Linked DNA regions of Mus musculus: region 1 is linked to region 2. A link is a loop called in an ENCODE intact Hi-C map of the cell type or tissue named here. Cell type or tissue: heart. All regions are shown on one strand. Each heading gives the region's core, and the rest is flanking DNA. Links, peaks and the distances in the headings are about the cores only.

What was found. A loop is a pair of places that touch in the nucleus more often than their neighbours do. Peaks named below come from ENCODE experiments on the same cell type or tissue, not always from the same donor. Only the 100,000 strongest peaks of a DNase experiment are listed, where the experiment ranks them.
Region 1: a loop joins it to region 2, with 4 times the contacts of the local background. A loop is called at or near these places in 4 of 42 quality-filtered maps.

Annotation. Positions count from the first base shown.
Region 1 is chr7:73,033,065-73,041,402 of GRCm38, reverse strand. No RefSeq gene overlaps it. Among named protein-coding and RNA genes, the nearest start is that of Gm6567, 65 kb to the left of the region's middle. In heart, for the core only: a CTCF peak has its summit at 4,350; DNase peaks (open chromatin) are centred at 1,322 and 4,432; H3K27me3 peaks cover 2,450 bases.
Region 2 is chr7:73,272,467-73,280,804 of GRCm38, reverse strand. No RefSeq gene overlaps it. Among named protein-coding and RNA genes, the nearest start is that of 4930429H19Rik, 34 kb to the left of the region's middle. In heart, for the core only: no CTCF peak of the experiment used is centred there; DNase peaks (open chromatin) are centred at 2,004, 4,774 and 4,914.

The DNA.
Region 1 (8,338 bases), core at 113-8,112, 240 kb after region 2:
GGGGGGCCTCCCTTCTCTAAAGAGAAAAGGAGAGAGGGACTGGGAGGAGAGGAAGGAGGGGAAGCTCGATTGGGATGTAAAATAATACATTAATCAATGAAACAAATATTCTGTCTGGAATCATCTTTTTATAGCAATGTAGCTCGACGCAGTTTATACTTCTTGCTTAGCACAGTGTATCCACGTATAGCACAGGAATAATCATATCTTTTCCGAGAACTTTGCAAGGTTAATAGAGCTCACACGGCTTCTCCAGGCTGTGCACGATGAAAGTGTTGGCTGACAGGGCGGGCAATCCTGAGGCATGCTGAACAGATTCTATTTTATTTTTTTTTATAATAATTTAATGAACACTGATCACGTTCACTTCCAAATCCTCCCAAGTTTGCCTCTCCACCTGAGTGACCCCTCCCCCACAAAAGAAGGCCAGGAGGGAGAGGAGAAGGTGGAGGAGAAAGAGGAGGGAGAGGAGGAGGAGGAAGAAGAGGAGGAGGAGGAAGAAGAAGAAGAGGAGAAGGAGGAAAAACAAATTCAGTTTGTGTTACCACATACTCACTGGGGTATTGTCAAACTCTCAGTGGGCAGCCCCTTAAAGAAAACTGCATCCTTTCCTACCTGAACCTCCACCAAAGCCATCAGTCACGGAGAACGTCTTTCTTACCTCAGGTTTGAAAAAGCTTTTTATTGATTCTTTGTGAGTTTCACATCATGTACCCCAGTCCCACTCGTCTCCCCATCCCTTTGGATCCATCCTCTGTTCTTGCAACCTCCTCTCCCAAAGAAAATAAAATAAAAAACCCAAACAAAACATAGAAAACATCTCATCATGGAAACTGTAGTGTGTCACAGTGTGTGCCACAATAGACCCTTTTTTTGTCCACGAATCTTTACTTGCATATAAATTCATTGTCACGAGTCACTGGCCTGGTTAGATGCCTCTGGCTTCTGTGACACCATCAATATTGAATCCTCACTGGGACGCCTCCCTGTTGGCAGCTGTTGTTTTGAGTCGTGGAGATCCTGTAGCTTTGGAGCAGAAGGACAGGCCGCATGCTCCAACTGTTCACAGATGAGGTAGATTTTGGGGTGGGACAACTCAGATCCCTGGATCTGGGCCTGGGTGGTAACTGATGGTCAGCCAAGCAGCTCCCCTGTATCTGCACCACCAGGGCAAGCTCTCCAGCACTGCCCTGAGAAGCTCACTCAGTGTGACAGTGAGCCGGGAACAAGATCAGCTCTCCTGGTCCCATGCCCTTGAGACCAGCTCACGGGCACTCATGCCAGCAGAATCCAGCCAGCTCCACTGTACTGCCTAGTGAAGGTGCAAGGTCCACTCTCCCAAGTGCTGCGGCTTTTGAGGATCTGGGTCAGTCCTGCTCTCACACCCTCAGAGCTGGCTTACCTGTGCCTTTGTCACCAGTGCCAGTTCCACTGTGTTGCTCAGGTGAGGTACAGGGCCTATTTTCCGTAGTGCTACAGCTGGTAAAGGGCAGGGGCATTCTGATGGCTGTGGGGCCAGCTCTCCTGATTACTTCAGGTCACAAGGGGAGCAGGAGGGTGTAACTCCTGTGACCACATCACCTCAGGGAAGATGAGTGGCAGGGCCAGATCTCCCATGCCCTGGCCACCAGGGGCAGCTCGCCTGTCCTACCCAGGCAAGGTACAGGGCCCATTCTCCTGAGTACTGCATGCAGCTGTTGAGAGCCAGGGCCCATTCTTCACTCTTATGACCCTGGGGCCAGCTCTCCTGACTGTCACAGGTGTCATGGGGTAAGGAGTGCTTTTCACAACTTTTAAGAGTTCTCCTCAATGGCTTTCTGTCTAGGCTGTTACTTTTTTGGGGGGAGTAAGAAGGTATGGGGAGATAGGGGTTGTCAAATAAGCCTATTTCCCTCTTTCTCAGCTGTGAGTCTGTGGTCATCAATACCACAGCAAAAGTAGCTTCCTTGTCCTTTACAGTCAGAAGGGGCACAGAGCATGGACTTCCACATGGTTGGTCTCTGGTATCAGCATGTGTCACAGACTTCAGCATGGTCTCTGGTGGCAGTACAGACTGCCACGGACATCATCATGACCCTCTGCCACAGGATGTGTGATGATCACCATCCTAGCTCTTGGTGGCAACATAGGCTACAGACATCAACATGACTCCTGGCTGCAGGAGGACCACAGACCCAGACATAGCCCTTGCTAGCAGCGTGGACCCTGAACATCAACATGACTTCAGGCAGCAGCAGACTATACACATGGCCTTTGTGGTACTTCACTCCACAGACGTCAACATGGCTCCTGGCTGCTGTAGGACCTGGGACATCCAAATGAACCTTGGGCTTCAACACTATGTGGGCAGTGGACCACAGATCACAAAGTGACTTCCAGGGGCAGAATGGATCATAGAGGTCTTTTGAGGAAGTCAAATCCAGAAAATGAACCATTTTTCATCTTGGCTATCTGGTCATTGCTCAGAACCAGGGCGATTGTACAGTGGGGGCACCATATTTGAGGTCTGAGTCTATGCAAGCTCCAGGCTGCACATCACTCTGTCTGCCCTACTCAGCGACATGCTCTCCTGTCCACTGCAGCCATCTCTCACACCTGTCATTGCTGTCATGTCTCTACCTCCATCTCTCTCCACTGAGTAGACACCACTCATTTCCTCTAGCTCTTTCATCTTTCCATCACATACTCATTTGTTGAAATGCCATCAGAAACTGCAGTCTCTCTCTCTCTCTCTCTCTATATATATATATATATATATGTATATATATATATATATATATATACCCTCAAGCAGATTTACATGCAAATATTCATTGCAATAAACTGCTGGGCTGGTTCAAGGTTTCTGGTTTCTGAAGCACCATAAATACATAACCATTACTGAACCTAGGCTCACATACCCTGCTGTTGCATAGAGTCAGGCTGATGCTGTTGCTAGGCAGGGCATCTGGGGATAAGCAAATTTTAAATAAATGACTACAAATTTGAGAGATAGGAAGTACTTTGTGAATATTGTCTTTAAAAGAGATCATGTGACTCTTCCTGGGTTTACCTGGTTTTCATCTCCACTGGGCCATTCTACTGGGACATGGTCTCTTCAGAGGACCAAGCATTAAATAACAATAAAGGTGCTGAGCCTTAGAGATTGCTTGTTAGATGGGATGCGTCTGGATGCAGCTGAGTGTGTTATACACAGAAGTCAGGAAACATAAAAGATCAAATACAAATCAGGATGTCTAATGAACAAAAACCTGTCTTCAGACATACAGCGAGGAGCAGGTCAAAGGGGAATGGGGTTAACATACCCAGGACAAGGCAAGAGGAGGAAGAGCTGCATGCTTGGAAATGTGTAATTCGGTATGAGAGTAGTGTCTAATTCTGTATAAGGATAATGGTTTAGACACAGTTTCAAAGCAACACGGGTCCCAGCTCCTTCGACTCCTGGGCATCACACTTTGTGACTCCTTAACTTTATTCTATGGACCAGGCACAAGGCCTTTGACAGAGAGAGGCAATCCAACACACACCGGACCTGCTGAGCACATGGGCAGGGGACCGACGATGCGTGTACCTTGTCCTTCAGTTATGATAAGCCTTAAGGTATAGCAGGGAGCAGCCAGCCAGACCTGAGGGGAAACCACGTGGCTAAGCAACTTGACCCTGGAAGCTCCCCGTCTTTTTCTAGGCTAAAAGCTGAGGAGCTTTGAGTTGTGAGGAAAAGACCCACAGATCTGTAACTCCAATACCTAGGAATTCGACTGTTTTCCCCACACCTCTCTTCTCACTTCCACGTTCTAGGCTTTCACTGTTTCCCAAGCCAATAGCGTTCACCGTAGCAGTAATTTTGACTCAGGGTGGTGCTAGGGTTGGTGTAGGGCTTGACCCCAACCCTCAAGTGTGGGCTTTGACTGATGGGGGGGACTTTTCTGCCCTGGTCGCCATCACACGGCTTCCAGACAGGTCTCTTGGGTGGATGCTTCCTATGTAGCAGAGAGTGCTTCAAAGGGAGACACAATAAATTATGCCGGGGGCTCCCAACCCCAGCTGCCAAGGGCAGAGTCACAAGCCGCAGGCCTTGTTCTTTTAGAAGAATTCTGAGTCTCCCGGGTAAGGTTTCCTGTAAGTGTGGGTGTTCAGATGGCTTGTTTTGGTGATGTTTTTTGATACATGCAACTACTTCCAGAGGCTCAGAAATGACAGAGCCCTGCCAGCAAATCTTCACACTCGAGTAAATAATAGCACAAACGACTCCCGCAGCCCAGCAGTCGTTCTTTATGCTTGCATTCTCCAACGCCCTTTCCTCAGTCTCCAGTTCCAAGCTTGTTGAAGTTTCAGCAGGGAGGCGCTAGGCACAAAAATGTTCCAGAGTCGGCTTGGCTGAGGGCGACCCGCCCATGCAAGGACAGGGAATTCCAAGATAAACAGGCCGCGTTATCGCTCCAGACTTTGTTGGCACAGGGTACGGGTTTCCAGCCCCAGAACATATTTTGTGTGGATAATGGACAAGCAGTTACTGCGTAAACACATGAGGAGCTTGCAGGTGTTGTGTTCCTCGGTGTTTGCCAACCAGATGTTCTTCTGTGGGGCTTGCCTTTTGGCCCCCTCTGTGCCTGGAGCTGAAGCGAAATGTCACTCTTTTTCTCTCTGTCGGCGAAATAAAGCAATGTTCTTATGGGAGATGCCCCAAAATAAGAATAAGCTCTAGTTTTCTCCTGCAAATGATTCATGTGTTTGTGTGTGTTGTCTTTCCTTCTCTAGTCTCTCTCTCTCTCTCTCTCTCTCTTCCCTCCCTCCCCCCTCCCTCCCTCCCTCCCTCCCTTCCTCCCTCCCTCCTTCCCTCCCTCCCTTCCTCCCTCCCTCCTTCCCTCCCTCCCTCTTTCCTCCCCCCTCCCTCCCCCCCTTCCTCCCTTCATTTTTTCTCTCATGACACTTAGGGCAAGATGCTCCTATTAAATTAAGCATGTACATCTTCCCCATCTTCCCTTTTGTGAAGGAACCACTCTAGACTCCTTGGAAAGTTTCAGAGGTGACTTTAGATCTCCTGTGCTTTGGATTGGCTTAAGATGCAGCAGGTGTCCCACACAAGGTTTTAAAACAGGGTCAAAGGGTGAGCGCATGAGAGCCATGTCTGGTCAGCAAGTTTTCTCTCTTTGTGGCTAAGCCCGAGATACATCAGGGATCAGTCAGGAGAAGGCTGTGTGCCTTACAGTGCCGGGAAGGCTGAAGGAGGCAGAGTCACGAATGGACTTGCTCTTAGAAACTGAAATGTCATCAGAAACGACTGTGAAGTTCTCTCTCATGTGTCATTAACCTAGAAAGGTTCAATCTGGCTTTCATGGAAGGAGGCTTGGCCTGAGCTCTGGCTCAGAGCAGAGGCTCATGAAAACCGGTTGCAATTAAACCTCAAAAGTCCCTCAGGTAACATAAAGTGGGCCTCACTCCTCTACTCTACCTTCCACACTGAGTTAGCCTTGGGCAACTGGGCCTCAGCAGCTGGGTCTTCAGGTTCATCCTTGTCACTATGATCAGGACAAGGCAGCTGCAGCTGCCCTGGCTCTCGGCTTCTTCTTCAACTGACTACACAAGGAGGCAACCTCCAAGCCTCCAAGAGGTTAAAGGTTGATCATGGAAAATACAAAAAAAGTGGGGGTAGGGTTGGAGTGTGGAAGAGATCAAGCTGTACACTCAATTATGTAGTACTTGGAAAAGCACTTGAGGGTTAAGACCTTATTTGTTATTTTATTTGATCCTGGCTAACAACACCTTTTGTGATTATAAATTGCCATGGTTTCTAAAATACTTCCAAGAGCAAAATGTAGGAGGCAGGGAAATTAAGCTCTCTTTGCTGGTAAGTTCTGTGGGTCATATTGAGTTTATGTAACTGACCCAGTCATTTGCCAATCAGTTGCAAAGACAATCTGACTTGAAACTTTTAAGACCAATTCCAAAGCAGTTCCCAGAAACTCAAGGGGTTAATGGACTAGGAGGCACTGTTGATGTTTTATGGATAAGATTACCAAACATGGATTAATTAACTAACTGCAGTATTTTGGAGTGGAATGTGTCAAATTTTGTGAAGTCCATTATTTTGCATGCAAGACAATGGTGGACCATCACACACCGGAGGTGCACTTGAATTTCCCATCTATTGATGGTGGCACCTCTCACTGCCTAGTGATTCCCTTTGGAAGAAATTTATCTGTTCTCCTTCTCAAAGAGAGTTGTATGAACAGGCTTCAAAGGTTGACTCTAGATTGGCATGGAAGAGGATGCTCCTGGAATTAGTTCTGACACATGCAGAAGGATACCTATTATTCATCAGTGTTCATAGGGGCATGGGTATCAGTTACAGGAGATGTACCAGCTCTGGTGGGAAGATGTGGTGTGTGTCGGAGAAAGTGCAGAGGCAGCTCTCATGGGCATTCTGTTGTTTAGGGCTGGGCTCCTGCTCCCCAGAGTACCCTGTAGTATGCATTTATTCATGCTACATCCTTACATGCTATTTGTTCTCACAACTTCCCTGAAAGCTCTTGCACAACTGTTTTTGTTACAGTTATCAATTAACTGTATCAGGGGTATCACACAGCCTCAGACATTGAGCTTGCTTTCATTTTCATTTTATTTTATTTCGAGAGGCCGGTGAATATGTGCATGAAGGTATAAGACCTATGCCTGGTGTTGCTCCACCCCAGGGGGAAACACCATCCATCCACTCATAGCTCGGCTCAACCTGGACTGTTATGGTTTTTCATTTTCCAAGCAGAGTGAGACAGCTGTTTGTTGTATACAGGCTTGCAGTTGTGTGTTTTGTTTACATTTTTTTTCTAGGCCTGGTTTGATAAAGGCACTCCCATTGTTCAGTGAATGGAGTCTGGACTCCTTGGCAGAGCTGCCCAGATTGTCCTGTGGGTGCCTTGCTTTGTAGTAAGGTGTTCAGGTGTCTTCCCAAGCACATTGTTCTCACATGCACATATCAACACCTCCTGCCTGAGTCCTCCTGCACCCCTGGTCCTCTGCAGGGCATCCTTTCACGTCAGCAAGAGACACCTTTGATTTTCTTTGTCCTGCCAGCTACAACTCCTACTTGATAGACCAATAAAATTGCTAATATCCCCTTAAAAATTAAATCCCTTACCCCTGCGCACCCCTGGAAAATTTTATAGCATTTTGATGATATAAAAATTATCATGGTGGCCTCATTTAATTGAAATTACCGAAAGCACCTACATGGTGAGTTTTAAGGTCAAAGGCTGGATTCTAAATATTTTGGTGTTCTCAGAATCTAGGAAAATACTTAGTATAGATCAAATGATTAAATACTCATTGGATCCGCAACTCGGAGAGAAATGGAAGTGGGATGACTATCACACGTTGCTTTATTTTTGGAAAAATGTGAGATGGCTTATGAACAGTTCAAAATCAGTAGATATTTGTAGTCGATCCAAGGATGCTCTCCCAGATGGCTGCCTGCCTGGTTCAATACCTCACATATACTAGAGACTCAGTAAAGTTTTGTTTGAATCATAGACATGCTTGAACAAAGGCTCTCATTGTCTCTGCCAAAGGTGTGGGTGGATCTTGAACTCACTTAGCTATGGTAGGCATCTTCGCTGACATACCTTGCCCCACACATTCCTTTTCTTTGTCCCTTCTAATCTTAAGAACTAGGGATGCTCTTCCATACCTCTATATTATAAAGTTATGGTTCAGGGAAGCCTGAAATCGTTGTCAAACATGGGACCACACAACGACTTACTGGCTATTTTTAAGCTTGACCTATCTTCCTTGGGTTTCTGGCATCAAAGATCATTAAAAATAGATAGCATTTTAGAACATTTAAAACACCTGATTATACTGAACCATCACCACTGGTTTTATTTTCTCTTCCTGTGGTTCTCTGAGGTTGAGCAGAGAAACCTCAAGGTCACTTTCAATATCAAGCTGTCTTTCAGCCCAGGGCCCACGCTCCCTATTTGTAGGTTATTTGATTCTTTTACTCCCGTAGAGAGCAAGCCTCCTGCCATTTCCTTGACAAAGATGGCTTGTAAACTTGTACCTTATACTCAAGATAGAGGAGAGTAATAGAACCTCAAGTGGGGTAGACTATTCTGCAAGACAGTTGACCCACTAATGAAGCAGTTTGTGACTGAAGCCTCTTTACACTGCTATTTCACTATTAAGTGATCACGGGGGTGGGGGGGGTGGGGGGCAGGGCAGGAGCCTGTCCTCAGACCCTAATATTGTCTGCCTCTCCTAATGCGCCTGGGAGCAGAATGAACATCCTTGCTCATCCCAGCATCGATGCGCTCAAACCCTGCACCTTATTTCCTATTGCCTC
Region 2 (8,338 bases), core at 314-8,313:
GTGTGTGTGCTTGTGTATGTGTGTGTGAGAGAGTGTGCATGTGTGTGTGTGTGTGTGGTGTGACGGTCAGAGGGCAGTGTTGGGTATTTTCCATCATCATCCCTCATCTTGTTTTTTGAGACAGCGTCTCTCACTGTATCAGGAACTCTCTGATTGGCTCGACTGGCCTGTCAGTGAGTAAGCCCTGGGATCCTCCTGTCTTTGCCTCTCCGGGTTGAAAATCCAGGTGTGCACCACTGTGCCTGGCTTTCTATGTGGGTCCCAGGGGCTCTGATCAGGCTTCATGCTTGTGTAGCTGCCACTGGGCCACGTCCCCAGCGTGCATTATTGTTCCTACCAAATACAAGATCTGCACCAGTGTCTCCTTAGCTGCCTTACTGTATAAATAAAAAGCATTTAATCTTCGTCCACACTGAGTGTCTCTTCCTGTGAAATTCTGTTGGCCAACTCATCTTAAGATGTTCGGAGATGGTTTTAGTACTGTCTTAATGTTTTTGCCTATACTTATTTGTGAACCCTGTGATCCTAGCAAGATCATGCATGTCAAAATTTCAGCACCGAACTTCTTGCCAACACATATCGACAATACAGTTCATCAGCCTAATTGGTTTGAGCAACATGCCTGATCCCAGTGCACTTACATCATTCTCACTGAGCTAATTTGGGTGAATTCCATGAAGATATTTTGGTTCCATATCTGAGTTTGCCAACTGGCTGTTTATGTACCTGTCCTAGTTTTCAGCATGTAGGCATTTGCATTACTTTATTAGTTTGCTGTTTTTATTTTCAGAAACCTGGCAAAGCTTCATCAATACAAAAAAAATTAATGGCACATCTACAGGGTTTTAGACTATGCAAAGTTTGATTGCAATTAGGATTTAAACTTTTTTCTTTTTTCTTCTTTCTTTCTTTTTTCTCTTCTCTTCTCTTCTCTTCTCTTCTCTTCTCTTCTCTTCTCTTCTCTTCTCTTCTCTTCTCTTCTCTTCTCTTCTCTTCTCTTCTCCTCTCCTCTTCTCTCCTCTCTTCTCCTTCCTTCCTTCCTTCCTTCCTTCCTTCCTTCCTTCCTTCCTTCCTTTCTCTCTCTCTCTCTCTCTCTCTCTCTCTTTCTTTTGCCACTTCCAGTTGTTGCAGTCACTGTGTCAAAACTCATCTTTACTTAGGCTCAGTAGCAAAGAAAGTCATGATTGATTAGTCATGTCTGCCATAGATATGGGAGGAGGGAGTGGGGTCCTGTTGGCCAAATAGTTGCTGTTGGTGCTAGGAGTTGGTGATATAAAGATAACTATCAGTCATTTCAACAGGGGAAACAGAATTTTAAAAAATGGAAATCATGTGATAAGTTCTATGACACTGGTTTATAGAAAGTTCCATAGTCATGCAGAGGAAAAAGCAAAATTTATAAAGCCTGGGGGTGGGGATGGGGGTGGGGGAGTAGTTTGGGGAAGGGGAGGCAGGAGAATACAAAACAAGTGACATAAAAGTAATGTTGCTTTGCAGAGCATTTGTACTCTTCTTCTGGGTGCCTCAGGTGCTCTTGAGGAGTAAGGCATGGGCAACAGGGAGAGAAGGTGGTCCAGCCAGCATCTACAGCAGTGCTTCTCAGCCTTCCTAAGGACGCAGCCCTTTAATACAGTTCTTCATGCTGTGCTGACCCCAACCATAGAATTATTTTCATTGCTACTTCATAATTGCAATTTTGCTAGTTATGAATTGTAATGTAAATGTCTGTGTTTTCTGATAGTGTTAGGCGACCCTTGTGAAAGGGGTCATTTGGCTCCCAAAGGGGTCATGACCCACAGGTTGAAAGATACTGCTCTACAAGGACAGCTTAGGGTCTGTAGGTGCAGCCAACTGGCCTCTCCGAGTGTCAGTGTGACCACAAAACCAGAGACTTGTTTTTCAAATTGGAAAACTGCTATCCTTGGTGCCAAGCGCTCGTCCTGCCCTTTTGAAAAAGAGGAGCCAGTCAGCCAGGTCTAAAAATACTCAGGACTGACAAGAAGCTATGGGCAGAGAGGACCCGGAGCCTGGCTTGGGAAGGATGGGAGGAGGCTGGCACAGTGTATCAGTGGAGGGAGGCTGGCACAGCGTGTCAGTGGGCTCACATGAGAGCGCAGAGCACAGGGTTCACATTGTCATTTGTTACAGTTGAAAAATGAAAAATAGAAAATACTTTGTAATATGAAAGATGATACCTCTGAGACAGTATTTTTGACGTGGTGAAAATTGTTTTTTGAGGCAACGTTTTAGGTCGCCCAGGCTTGCTTTGCTCTCAGCCAAGTAGCTGCGGATGATCTTAAACTTCTGTTCTTCCTGCTTCCTCCGCCATGGTGCTGGGATTTCAAGGATGCACTCCCATATCCTACTTATGTAGTACTGGGGATAGAACCCAGGGCTTCATGTATTCTGGGTAGGCACCCTTCCAATTTAATTGTACATTTCATCCCATAATGTATTCTATACTACTGTATGCATCTAATGCTCAGCCTCTCCCAGTATACCCTAGGGTGTGTATATTTACCTTGCCATTTATGAAGGAGCTTGAATTTTAAAGATGAGGAATCTGGGTCTAGTCTGTCTGAGGCAGAGGCTAGTCATGTAGAATGGTTTTCAGACAAACTTTGATCTCTCCTCTCTGATGGCTAGTTTGCTTGGTATTGTTTCCAGGGGAGGGGGCGTCTTGATTGCTGGGCCTCTTAGGAAAACCTCTTGGTGGGTGAGTTTGGGTTTGAAATGTGCTCCTTAAGCTCAGCTAAGCATAAAGATACCTGCTTCTCTTGCATAGGGAAAGTGGGCCCTGCTGTTGGCCAGGAAGAAAGAGACATCTATTGGTCACATTGGTCACAGAGGGTAGTGTTACCCAGGGATCACTGGCATGTCTGTCAGGGATGGGTGCTTTCTATCTGAAGACCATGTCAACCTGCTTTGTCTGCTTTGTTTTGTTTCTAGTGACAGGCTTTCTCTGTACAGCCCTGGCTGTCCTGGAACTTAATTTATAGATCAGTCTGGCCTCGAACTCAAGAGATCAGCCTGCCTCTGCTTCCTGAGTGCTGGGATCAAAGGTGGGCACAGCTGCCACCACCACCGCCACCACCACCTGACAATACATTTTGTCTTTTTCTTGGATGTCTCATTTGCTCTTCCCACACTGAGCTCCAAGACTCCCGGGAGACTGAAAGACTTTAGGAATATACTTAATGAGGTTCATTATATCCTCCTGACATGGTTACTGTGTGCACCCTCATTTCTGTCCCGAATTTTAACTTCAGAGCATGTTAGACGCAGACAATGAAGGATGGTGGGTCCTTGGCGACATCTTGAAGGATTGCCTATGCTTTCCAATACAAATTACATTTCTTTGGTTGTGATGTTCTTTTCTGACAGCTTTCCTATTTTATGCTTTTCCCCTCCTGAGACACTTCAAGTTTTATGTGGGAGAACCTTGGGGCATATTAATAAGTAAGTAGCATCAAGAACATACTAAAAAAATGATGATAGTTCCTTAGTCTAAGACTAAAATAAACCCAAAAACCAAAACAAAACCAGCCAGCAACCATCATACAGCTCTTCTCCTGCATGTGTGTGTGTGTGTGTGTGTGTGTGTGTGTGTGTGTGTGTGTGTGTGTGTATGTGTGTGTGTGTGTGTGTGTATGTGTGTGTATGTGCATGCATATACGATATGTCACCAAAGCTGGTTTCAGCAGATCAAAATCTCTGGGCAAATCCCCTTTAAATATCTCCATGTACATAAGAGCTGAGGAGCTGATACAAACAAGATGGAACAGTTGAAGTGAGATGGCTTAGGACATTTTTTGGACCATGAGAATGATTCCTGTAGGTTCATATATTCGAACACTTAGGAAGTGGCACTATTTGAAAGGATTAGGAGGTGTGGCCTTTTTGGAGTAATTGTGGCCTTGTTAGAGGAAGTGTGTCACTGGGGGTGGGCTTTAAGATTTTGAAGTCTAAAGTTAGGCCCAGTGTCTCTCTCTTTCTGTTGCCTGCGGATCCAGATATAGAACTCTCAGCTATTTCTCCAGTACTATGTCTGCCTGGATGCCGCCAGGTTTCCCACCATGATGATAATGGACTAAACCTCTCAAACTGTAAGCTGGCCCCATTTAAATGCTTTCCTTAATATGAGTTGTTGTGGTCATGGTGTCTCTTCACAGCAATTGAACATTGACTAAAACAGACCACCTCCTGCCCTGTTATCTTACTGTCCTGGTCAGATTGGTGAATCTGGCTTCAGTTATTTGGTGTACACTGTATTATGAGAATAACTTTTATCTACAAAATACTGACTTTAGCCCAAAGTAATATACACTGGTTATCATCCAGTTGCCCAAGTGAATTCTTCAAGAGACCCTTCTGTCACTGGGGGGTCCCACAGTCCCTAAACAACTGGGGCTGTGGTCAGAGAGACTGGAGGTGGGAGAGGGGGCTCGGAGATCCTAGGTCTGGATACAAAAGCTACATTTTGCCCTAAGTTTCTCCAGCTGAGGATTCCTCCTTCCAGAAGCACTTGCTTCAGCTGCTTGGCTACTTAGCGCCTCAAATCTCCACAAGCTCATGGCTCAGGGGTGGGTGCTGGGTGCATGACTCAGCAGAAAAGAAGACCGCCAAGGTCAGTCTGTTCTCGAAAGAAAGAGAGCAGCGAAGAGCAGAGCCCAAAAGTGAGTTCTCCAAAGTGTTGGCTAAATGAGAGGGAAAGAATGCAGACATCTTTCATAACCCTGGGATGTGTCAGCAGCTGTAAAATAAATACCGAGTCAGAGTTACTTCTGCTGTTTCTCTCCTGAGAAGGGGCAAACTTCCCAAATAAAAATAATTTAATCTCAAACAGTTCATGCACCAGCAGCGATCTCTCCTGCAGGGACAGAACCCCCGGAGGGGGGGGGGGTGCGGGGCACAGGTCAGTCCAGGACAGCAGGGTGACTAACAGATAAGCCTTTCGGAATGGTTGGAAATATCCACCAAGTAGCAGCCCTGTCACTCAGCGTGTCTGCTCTTTTGGCATCTTCAAGTGATTTTATCTACTGAGAAAATGTGTTTTCCCATGGAGAGACACGAAGTCAATGGGGTAGCGATGGGGCATGGTGTTCGTGACCTTGGTATTTCCCACCACACCCCTGGCTTTAGTGCTTCAGTTTTTCTTTTCCTACAATGCTTTATGCGCTCTCTCTCTCTCTCTCTCTCTCTCTCTCTCTCTCTCTCTCTCTTTCCTTCTCTGCTTTTGTATGTTTGAAGTGTACGAGTATGTATATGTTTGTGTGTGTGTGTCTGTGTGTATGTATATATGTATGTGTGCTCGAACACACATGTGCACATTTTGCGCACGTGTATATGGAGGCCAGAAGCAGATGTGGGTGTCTTCCTTTTATCATTATTTACCTTATCTCTTAAGACAGGCTCTCTTTTTGAACATGAAGCTCACATATTCAGCAAGACTAGCAGGTCAGTGAGCTTTAGGAAGCCCCCAGTCCCTGCCTCACCAATGCTAGGATTGTAGGTCTATGCTAGCACATCTGGCTTTTTACCTGGGTGCTAGGGAATCCAAACTCAGGTCCATACAACCACTTTACTGACTGAGTCATCTCTTCAGCCCCCTTATTCTTGAATTTTTATCCCCTTCTTACTTCTGTCTTAAAACACCTTTAAAATCAGATTTAAACCTCCTAGAGAAAAAGCTTGTTTATATTTAGCAGCTTGTTCCTTCCTATGTGTGAGACAAAAGATAAAATGTCCAAAAAAGGCTTTCTGGATTTCAAGTAGCTGTTTGTCCACAGTGTGCGAATGCGTTAAGCATGAAAGAATAAGACAGATACAGATTAAATTTCGTTAATATCTCACATGTGATTTTAAAGTGTTGGGCAAATATGTCTGGGATCAAATCTGAGTTGGGGTTTAAGAGAAAATTCAGGATGTTGAGTAAAGGAAGAATAGTCCAGCGAAGTTCATCTAGTCATCTTTCACCAGGGCCTGTGGGATCAGAACTCCCTCCTGGGAGGACCAAAACCAGTCACTGTTGAAGTGGAATCCACGGGGCCAGAGAGATGGCTCAGCTGGTAAGACTACTGGCTTCTCTCCCAGAGGACCTGGGTTCCATTCCAGCACCAACATTATGGCTCACAACTATCTGTAACTCCAGCCCCCGTGGGATTGGATGCCCTCCTCTGTCCTCCAAGAATATCAGGTATGCTTGAGGCACACAGCTAAGACATGCAGGCAAAACATCCATTTATGTGAAAAAAAATTAAAAAGAAATGGTTAGGCACACAGGCTAGGAGGACTCAGGCACAATGCTCTCCACAGCAGTGCTTTCCACAGCAAACAACAGTTCTTCCCAAACACTACGTGGATGAGGCAGCCAGTCCCTGGGAACATTCTGGTCACATTAAGAGAGTAAACTTTCAGCAGACTTTGAGTTAGCCTTCTGTCCACAAATAGTGGAAGATAAGACCTAGTCCCTACTGAACATTCTCATAGAATTCTTCTGGTAGTCCACACCATTGACATGGAACCCATGATTTTGTGGAAGTCCCCTCTTATGTTTTGTCCCTTCCTGCTTCACCTCTGTTAATCAATCATGTCTGCTAGTAGAGCCTGGTTGACTAGACCTACCATACCAATGGCTCTTGGAATTACCTTGGCTCCTATCTCCCACTTCAGGGCACATCATCTGACTAGCTTCCTGGAACTCCACCCCCAACCTTGCTTGCTCTAAAATTTTCCATGTGGGACATGGCACCAACTTCCTGGAGTCCTTTCCAGCTCCCTGCATCATCTTTTGTTTTTTCAGGGTTCGTTAAATTGTGTGTGAATTCCTAACATGATATGTGCAGATGGCTACAATCCAGCTTCTTCCTGCTTTCATATCTTTTGAATCATATCTTTCATATCTTCATATCCCATCTTCTCATCCACGTCCCTCAATAGTCACCAGCTCCTCGACTCAAGGAACTACTTGCCCACTCAAGCTGGAATATCTTGGGGGAAGTTAAAAAGAGCTGTTCTGTACTTCTGTTTCTGCATTTATAAAGTACGGGTGAAGGGTGATGTTTGGAGGAAGTGTAAATAGGACTCCACCGAAAGTGATGATGCATGGGCTAGGCTTTCTTATAGAGCTAGCTGTGCAGTGCTTGTTGGTCTCGAGTCTTTGCTGATCTTTGCTTCACTGAGAAAGGCACAGCAGAGAACTTCTGGTGTCTCTCCTGGTTCTTGCTGCTGCCTCCTGCTGATTCGGCTGAGGCCTGGCCATTCCTGCTAGGTTGTGCCACTGCTGCTGCTATCCTGACACTACTGAACTGGACTGTTGGTATATCCGTGAAGTGCTTACGAGCGGATCAATCTGCCTCTGCTGCCCTGTCAACTGAACAACAGATTTCCTAACAACACAGATGGGATCTACTCCAAAGAACCATTTCTAAACAGGTCCATTTTCCCTGTATACTTTCTTTTCCACTATCCCTAGTGGGTGGCAGCCTAGAAGGGAGGTTAAAGCATTTAAGAACTATCATTAGAAATAGGTTTTGAAAAAAAATAAAGTTACACACCTCCTAATAGTGGCACTCCTCAAGTGCCTATGGCAGTCATTTTCATTCTAACCACCATATGAAAGTCCTATGGGCTGAACAGTTGTGAAAATAACATCTCCTGCAAGCCCAGGCATTTTAATAAGCCATGGCTAACATAAATGATGGAATCCTTCAGCCATGTCAAATATGAAATGCTGCCACAGCTGGCCCAGTGTGGGAGAAATCGCCTGCTCCCTGGGATACTACCCTGTGTCCAGACATAACTGTGTGAGACCTAAACATGGAACTAATTCCTGGGGGAGTGGCCTTTGCCAGTGTAGCTAGTTTATCCATGGCCATGTGAGTTGGAGAGAGAAGGGAGATGTATGTCTAGGGCACAGGGATACTTCAGAGAACTTGGAGCCTAAAACTGTCTTTGGGGATCATGCTGTTGCCCAGGATTCTCTGTCATGCAAGAGATATCCCCCAAAGCAAAACAAACATCCCCAAGATCCCTATTGTCATTCTTGCATGTTATATAAAGTCAATTTTAAGAAATTTTAAGCATATTTTACTATTTAGTAAACAATGCATGATATTTACTTTCCATCCATTATATACCCACAGCACAATTTTTAACAAGTATATTTACAAAATAGAGGCATAGTTTTCCCTATTGTTTGAGAAACACAAAGATGGAATTTCCATATTAGCATAAACAAGGGACAGGTCTCTCCTATGTGAGCAAGTGTTCAGAATCTCCACATTTGCACTAGAGAATCAGCTGGATGAGAGCTGGAGTTTGGAAGAACATTGCTAAG